2 separate regions of the Homo sapiens genome follow, and region 1 is linked to region 2. The links are chromatin contacts, found by Hi-C or POLR2A ChIA-PET in ENCODE. All regions are on one chromosome and are shown on one strand. The core of a region is the stretch at or near the end of the contact, and the rest is flanking DNA. Distances in the headings are between cores, read along the strand shown.

Region 1 (4,335 bases), core at 789-3,288, 110 kb after region 2:
GTGATCCGCCCGCCTGGACTTCCCAAAATGCTGGGATTACAGGCGTGAGCCACCACGCCCGGCCTGTTATCACTTTTTATTTAGAGAAAAGTCAGTGGGATAAGAGGATGAGAGAAGGCAGAGGCAGGCCTGCAGGAGAGAGTATGATTTTACTACTTATTATTATTATTATTTTAGAGACAGGGCCTTGCTCTGTTTCCCAGGTGGGAGTGCAGTGGCACAATCATAGCTCACTGTAGCCTTGAACTCCTAGGCTCAAATGATCCTCCTGCCTCTGTCTCCCGAGTAGCTAGGACTACAGGCATGTGCCACCATGCCCAGCTAATTTTTAATTTAATTTAATTTAATTTGTAGAGATGGGCTCTCACTATGTTGCCCAGGCTGGGAGAGTATGACTTTAGGTTTTTCTCTACTGCCTCTAGTAATTTGGTAAAGACCCTTCCTCCTCCCCTCTCTACTAAAATGTTTATTTGTATTAATTGGGTGGGAAAATTACCAAATTTTACAGTTCATACCAATATAAGCTGAAATATTTCTGAACAAAGTGACTTGGGAATTTTCCTGGAAAGTAAAAATATGTATACAGCTAAAGTTTGTTTTAACCCTGGTTATTATCTGATACATTACATGGATAGCATTCTTTTTAATTTTTTCTTTTTAAGAATTCATTCTAAAAGGGAAAAGAGATATCATTTGTTTTTAGTTAGTTGTACTATGTAGTGTTATTACTTAGTTCTATTAGTTTATTTTTTTAGCTTTCATTTACCTCTAAATGAATGGAAAATACGATACATGGTCAATACTTGGAAAGAGCCAAATAATCAGTTTCACTGCATTTTTGGTGCAACATCATTGGAATGTAGTTGTAATTTTTTCCAGTGATAATTCCAGTGATTTGGCAATATGGTCTTCCCATAGCAATAGCGCCTTAGTACCTAAAATCAGGGATTTGCGTGTTTTTTGTTTTTTTTTTTAACTTCAGTTTTTGAATGTCTTCAGAGTATTCACCTCACCCTTAAATGAAACAGATCTGACTCAGTTGTCAGAATTCAAACAAGGAAATTCTAGGTTTAGGAAATAATAGAGGTTCATACTCGAGGGGTTTTCCTGCTACAAAGGTACACTTTATCAGAAACAATGGATGCAGCAAGAGAGACGCAACTGGTTTTGTTTTGGAGCAGTTTGGTTCTTGAGATAATGATGAATTAATAGTGGGGAAAGAAATGGAAGCTCAGAGGCATTCTGAACTTTCATTCTTTAAGAAAGGTTAGTTCACCAGTTAGCCCCTTTATGAAAAGAGACTTTATTGAAGGTACAACATCTGTTCACTGAGAATCTCTAAAATCCACATTTTGACATCTTCGAGCTTATTGCTACTTCTAGATTGAGTAACACTTGAAACACATTTCCTTTTCAAAGTGCAAGATTTGCAAAAGAGACTTGTCATGAAGTCTTTTGGCCTGGCTTAAATGGTGAGCTGAATGCTGGATAATCTCTGCTGGCTCCTTAATCAGATTTAAAATTCTCAGTGTTTCCTAATTGTTTCTGCATACTTTACCTGAGTTGTAGCTGTATTATTACACTTTATTTGCTATTTTTGTCTTTCTTGACTTTTGGTAGTTCTAGCATTTAGAAACCTTTTATTTATGATTCAACACATAGTTATATTTTAGTAGTTATCATTTGATATATAGTTATTTATTTTGCTCATTTATTTCCCAGAGATATATTAAGGGTTAATTAGATCATTATATTTTAACCTTACAAATTAAAGCCCTTCGAGACTCAAATAGAGACATTGTTTAAAACTATTCTTAATTGTACTATTTGTATATCTATAATGCATGTTTATGGCTCAAAGAGAAATTAGTAAATTCTTCCTAATTTCTGAAATTAGTTTATGAGTTTGTTATATTTTGTTGGTATGATTAGATCTTATGGGTACAGCTGTCATATGAAGAATGCCAAGAATTGAATTTAATTTAGTAACAAATAGAAAATTCTGAAACAGTGTAAAGCCGTTCAGCTTTTTTAGCAGGAAGTGGTAATGTGTGTCACTGTTGACATATATAAATGCCATTTAATTTGCCACTTCCTATTCATAGGATGGAAGAACCAAACACGTCAGAAAATTCTAGTCCATCTTCTTAGTTTATCAGGTTTTTTTTTAAGGGCAAGTTATATTTGCTGACCATTTGTCCCCCTTAAAAAATGCCCCGTTTTCCTCTGTTGGGTTGAACAAAGCTAAAATAAACGTATTTGGCTGCCAGTGATCATTTCACACTGTTGTTAAATGTTTTCTAAACTTACTTTTATTGTGTTTTTCCTCCTAAACTTTAGACTTCCTAATTTTCAAACAAGAAAACAATTTTAATATAAATAAACAAAAATTTAAATAGTTATAAATATATCCAGCAAAATAACTTATACTTGGTGAAAATAGCTTTATAACTTATGCGACGTATATTTATGAAAGAACAATGCCTTGACCTCTTTTTTTTCAATCTAAGTAGCATTCTTTTTTTTTTTCTTTTTTGTTGAGAATAGTCTCATGGCATGCCAGGGCTGGGGAGTGGTGGCGCAATGATCATAGCTCACTGCAGCCTTTAACTCCTGGCCTCAAGCTATCCGCTCACTTCAGCCTCCCAGGTAGCTAGGACCACAGGCACGTGCCACCACATCCAGCTAATTTTTAATTTTTTTTTTTTTAGAGGTGGGGTCTCATCATGTTGCCCAGGCTGGTCTCCAACTCCTGGCCTCAAGTGATCCTCCCACCTCAGCCTCCCTAAATGCTGGGATTACAGGCATTAGCCACTGTTCCCAGTCTCAATCTAAGTAACATTCTTGATTTATTTCTACCTTTACATTTTCTCCAAGTCCTTTATTTTGAGAAAAAAATATTTTAAAGCTTCAGTTTATGACTCATTTTTTATTTCAGTAGTCCATTTTTCTAATTAGAGATTTCAACTAATTATCCTAAAATCAGCTACTCTAAAATTTCATTAATCTAAATTCAAACCAAAAAAAGCATAAGCAAAATTTGATTGTCAAAGAAAGTTTCAAAACTGGCAAGAACTGTATCTTTATTGTTAATCAAAATCTTAAGGAGGTGAATGTAGCATTTCTTTAAAGTAGACTTCAATATTTGGGAAACTATTTTTCTATTTCTGGAAGATCTCTGAAATGTAAATATACAAACCACATAACCCATATTCAGATAGCCTGGGATCACGTGTTTCCAAATGTACTTTTGAAACAAAGTCCTGTTTTTTTTTCCTTTTTAACTGTAAAAGCACAGTATTTAACTTCTGCTTCTTAAAGTGGGTCAAAGGGGATAGATAACCTTTGTAGAAAAATGTGCAGTGCTGTGAGTAAACCCAGCATTGAAATCTTGCATTGTTATGATTCATTGAAAGGCTGAATGACCCAGAAGTCTGAATTTTTTTTCAAGGTTCTCATGACTGCAGCCAAATTAGTCTTTTAAAAGAAATTCAGTGGGAACGAGGTATAGAAAACCTTAGTTGAAGGTCCCTGATGTTTTTCTACCCCTGATTTTTCTGGACCAGGCAGCAGACTTCCCCAGGAGACCCAAGATAGTACTCAAAGCAGGAGAGCTGTGTGTGTTCTAAGCTGCAGCACCCACCGGCCAAAATGCATCAAGTCACAGCTTATGCTGAAGGTCAGGAGAACTAGTTGGCCCTAGAGAGAGAGTTCCGAAGGCCAAGAAAACTACTCTTTCCCACACTCCAGCAATGGTATCCTTTCACCCATTCACAAACGCAGGGGCAACCTCCCTATTCTCTTGAAACAGAAAAGATTATGTTATTAATATCTGTTGACTGACTAATTTAACTTTAGTGTAAAAGAGTCTTGTCAATCTGTCCCTTTACCATGTTCAATTATATCTAATTTGTGGAATGAAAAGTGGCCCAGTACTGCTCATTCCAAGTTCCTTTTCCCTGTTAGATCTGTTAACTATGGACTTGGGCCAGGTTGAAAGTTTCCTTCTTTCTGTTTTGCTGGCCAAGCCCTTCCCCTCAGCTGCCTCCAGCGACATCACTGGTTGCTGAGAAATATCTGGTAAGCAGTACTCTGGGTAAGAGCTTGCTCCTTACCCCTCACTGGTGCCACGTGGTGAGGTATCTGCGAGCTCTGATGCCCTGTGGGTTGCGCTGGACAATGCAGAAACCTCAAATACCACCCTGCCTTCTCCTCAGAGGTGCAGGAAAGAGCCTCCTGGCCCAAACCTCCCACCCCAAGGGTGGGGCAGTGGCTGTCCGCCTTCTCCCATTGAATGGAAAATCAGAACTCCTTTGTTCTTCCTGCCAGAGTGCC
Region 2 (3,983 bases), core at 1,401-3,900:
GCTCCCCTTAATGGGGAGCTCATTCCAAGTTTCCTTGGGTCTGAGTCTTCAGGGCAGCTGTCCTCACTTTGGCTAAAGTAAAGTCTTTAAATTATATTTTGTGCCTCAGCCTCTTCCTTTTAGGTTAACACTTCCCAGAAGCCATACTTCAAATGGCCTCTCTGTACCTGCTTCTAGACTGGAAGTCCACCAGGACATTGGCTTTTGCCCTGTACATGGCAAACACAGGGCTCTGTTTCTTTTTTTATTTTTTATCCAAGGAGAGGTACAGAAGAGTGCAAAAAACACATATGTGAAACCAGCCCAATTGTCCAATAGAATATGTTTATGGTTTATTTTGAATAAAGAGAGAAAATTGACCTGCCCAGTCTTAAAACTTGAGAAACTTACATTTGTCTTATCTGAGTTCCTTTTGGAGGAAACCAACCATCAGGTCTCCCAGATAGTATCAAGAAACTGAAACTTACCAGATCACCACATTTGGACAATGAGACACCAGATCCTTCACCTGTCATGATTGCCTAACCCAGCGGTTCCCAGCTTTTTTGGCACCAGGGACAGGTTTCATGGAAGAAAGTTTTTCCATGGGGTGTGGGGTTGGGGCTGATGGGTATGGTTTCAGGATGAAACTGTTCCACCTCAGATCATCAGGCATTAGTTAGATTATCATAAGGAGCAAGCAACCTAGATCCCTCACATGCGCAGTTCACAATAGGGTTCGAGCTCCTATGAGCATCTAAGGTCATGACTGATCTGACAGGAGGTGGAGCTCAGGCAATAATGCTCCCTCACCTGCCACTCACCTCCTGCTGTGTGGCCCAGTTCCTAACTAGTCCATGGCCCAGGGGTTGGGACCCCCGGCCTAACCAACCACCTGCTTCCTGTTGAACAATTCTTCTTCCTTATCCCTCCCTATTTCCTGTTTCCCCACACATAGTTACATTTCTTCCTTGCTATATAAACCCCTAATTTTAGTTAGCTGAGGAAATGGACTTGAGACTGAACTCCCGTTTCCCTGGCTGCAGCACCTGAAAAAGCTTTGTTTTCCCCCGGCGATACTCATTGTCTTGGTGACTGGCTTTCTGTGTGGCGAGCAATGGGATCTAGGCTAAACCCTTGGTGTTTCAGTAACATATGTACAGTTTAAAGAAAAATTATGTACAGTTTAAATAAAAGTGGGCACTCATAACCACCACTGACTGCGTCTTTTACATTTTTCTCTTTATATTTTTTCTCTCATGTTCTTGGAGTAGTGGTGACCCCCACCGTGGGAACCTCCAGTACTATCTTAATAGAGTACATCTGTCCACTATAACTGCAGTTTCAGTGTCAAACGCTCTGGGTCCTAGGATATTCTGGTCTCTTGGAGTCTTGGGTTTTGTGAGTAGCCCCAGAAGCTTTACTTATTTAGCCCCACTATTTTCTTGCTAGGTATGGATACCATTATTGCCTTTTCCTCCTATTAAATAATTATTACCTCAATATATTTATTTTGAGGTATGTATATGTTTACTCAGTAAGTTTATTACCTCAATATGTTTGTCCTGATGGCTTGTCAGTTCAAGTCTGTGAGCTCTCTTCTTTATTCCACCTGCAAGAAAAGACAGGGCCATTTTGTATATGGGGCATATTGCCCCAGTGCTGAAGGTATAAAGCCTACAAGCTTTCAAAGATTGTGTGTGTGTGTGTGTGTGTGTGTGTGTGTATGTATGTATCCCAAAATATAAAAATTACAAAACTGATAAATGTTTAAGTAACTTCAAATTAACATATCAATTTCATTACACGTTAAACTAGGATTTTATACACATTTTACATTTTGTAGCAATTTGAGATTAGGTTTCTTATTTCACAAGAATGTCTGATCATTTACAGATGCTGAGAAATCATAGGTAATTGTAAATTATAATAGTTACTTTTGGATTAAAATTTTTCAAGCACGAAATTTTTAAAAAACACTTTATCTTTTATAGCAAAAGAAAGGTAATATAAGGTCTGGATGTAACTTCATGTCTTTGGTACGGTGTGGAGCTAGAATTCCAGAAGCAATAGATTTTAAAACATCTTTAGGGAAATGGGTGAATTGAAATGAGACATAAGGGAGATGGCAAGAGAGTGAAAAGAAGCGCGTTCTAAAGGGGGAAAGGAGAAAGGGAAAGGAAAGGAGAAAGGCATCTCTAAAGGGAAAGGAGATGCCTGCTGAGCGTCTACTGTGTGCCCTGCGCTGTTCCAGAAGTTGAGGATCCAAAACTAAGTCTAGGCTCCCCAAAGAAGTCCCACTCTGGTAAGGAATCTGACAAGTAGTTAAATGATACAAAGTGTTAACTGTTGTTAAAGAAGTGTGCACACTGAGGGGCAAGATGGTAAGGGCGAGAACTCCCATGGGACGGGAACTAGGAAGGCTTCTGGGAGGTGACGCTTGATCTGAGGGTAAGCAAAGGAAAAAAAGGAAAGAGAGACAGAAAGGAAAAACAAGGAAGAGACAAGAAAAGGGAGAGGAAGAAGGGCTCGATGCGATCGGCGCTCGGGTAGTCAGGCGTCGACTGCTAGGGTCTGACCGCGGTCCCCACCCCCGTCCCGCCCCCTGCCCTTCCCTCCGCCCCGCGCCGCGGCTGGCAGGGTGTGCGTGAGTTTGGTGGCGGCCGGCTGTGCAGAGACGCCATGTACCGGCTCATGTCAGCAGTGACTGCCCGGGCTGCCGCCCCCGGGGGCTTGGCCTCAAGCTGCGGACGACGCGGGGTCCATCAGCGCGCCGGGCTGCCGCCTCTCGGCCACGGCTGGGTCGGGGGCCTCGGGCTGGGGCTGGGGCTGGCGCTCGGGGTGAAGCTGGCAGGTGGGCTGAGGGGCGCGGCCCCGGCGCAGTCCCCCGCGGCCCCCGACCCTGAGGCGTCGCCTCTGGCCGAGCCGCCACAGGAGCAGTCCCTCGCCCCGTGGTCTCCGCAGACCCCGGCGCCGCCCTGCTCCAGGTGCTTCGCCAGAGCCATCGAGAGCAGCCGCGACCTGCTGCACAGGATCAAGGTGCGGCCACTGGAGCGGGGGGCGTAGGGGGCCGGGGATCCACCCCTGTCGGCGGTGCTGTCGGGGGCTGAGTGGACCCCACCCGGGGCGGCGGGGTGCCCGCGATCGGCTTCCGAGAAAGACTTCCCATTTCCCCACCGCCGAGCCGTGGTCAGACGCTCTTGGGGGTTCCCCAAATCTGGGTGGAGGTCACCGCCTGTCTCGGGGACCGCCCCTTCCCCCTAGGGGGCGGACAGGCACATCCCTTGCTGTTAGTGAGTGACCATGGCCTGGGACGAGGTGGGCGGGGCCCAGGTGGAGGGGGCGGGGCCCAGGCTCAGGGGGCGGGGCCTTGGAAGGTCCCCGAGGAGAGCGCTGGGCTTTTTCAGCAGGCCCGTAACTGTCGGTTCTTTCCCCTTCGGTCTTAGGATGAGGTGGGCGCACCGGGCATAGTGGTTGGAGTTTCTGTAGATGGAAAAGAAGTCTGGTCAGAAGGTGGGTTCAGAAAATTGTTGTTTTGTTCTGTGCCAGTTGGTAAATAAAATATTGTTTTACTGGTTAGAGTGGATCCCATGAAATGCTATTGCATTTACATAAAACGATGCATATTGTAGAGAAAACATCTAACATAATAAAGAGTCAGGTGTTTTTAAATCACGGTAAGGTTTAAAATGTGACTAATAAATTGGAGTCATGAGGATGGCTACCCACTCCCACTTTTCTCTTAGGACTGGATTTATTAGTCTGAAAGTTTTATACAGTAGTCCCTCCTTATCCTGGGGATATATTCCAAGACCCTCAGTGGATGCCTGAAAAAGTGGATGATATTGAACCCTGTATATACTATATTTTATCTTATATATACATATCTATGATAAAGTTTATAAATCAGGCATAGTAAGAGATTAGCAACAATAATAAAATAGAACAATCACAACAATACTCTGAGTGGCATGCAATTTAAAGCTTACGAATTGTTTATTTCT

What was found. A loop is a pair of places that touch in the nucleus more often than their neighbours do. ChIA-PET counts read pairs that join two places held with the same protein, here RNA polymerase II (POLR2A). Pooled maps may share reads with other maps.
Region 1: a pooled map shows a loop between it and region 2 (4-fold over the local background). The contact joins the enhancer-like site here to the promoter of LACTB in region 2. A Hi-C loop is called at or near these places in 1 of 37 single-sample maps with no recorded cell type and 8 of 50 pooled maps. POLR2A ChIA-PET finds 5 or more read pairs at or near these places in 4 of 52 experiments (Caco-2, H1, activated B cell and 1 more).

The regions. Positions count from the first base shown.
Region 1 is chr15:63,230,538-63,234,872 of GRCh38, forward strand. The region is part of intron 1 of RAB8B (RAB8B, member RAS oncogene family); the gene reads left to right. Among named protein-coding and RNA genes, the nearest start is that of RAB8B, 43 kb to the left of the region's middle. Within about 2 kb of position 2,039, at least 6 of the 41 ENCODE cell types and tissues checked have a DNase peak (open chromatin) inside an H3K27ac peak, as active enhancers do.
Region 2 is chr15:63,119,211-63,123,193 of GRCh38, forward strand. It overlaps LACTB (lactamase beta), which reads left to right and starts at 2,651. Exons shown (of 6, transcript NM_032857.5): 1 at 2,651-3,018; 2 at 3,426-3,492. The coding sequence starts at 2,662. It overlaps LOC107984798 (a long non-coding RNA gene), which reads right to left and starts at 2,557. Exons shown (of 2, transcript XR_001751584.1): 1 at 1,530-2,557. RefSeq lists silencers at 2,540-3,119, 3,140-3,209, 3,220-3,409.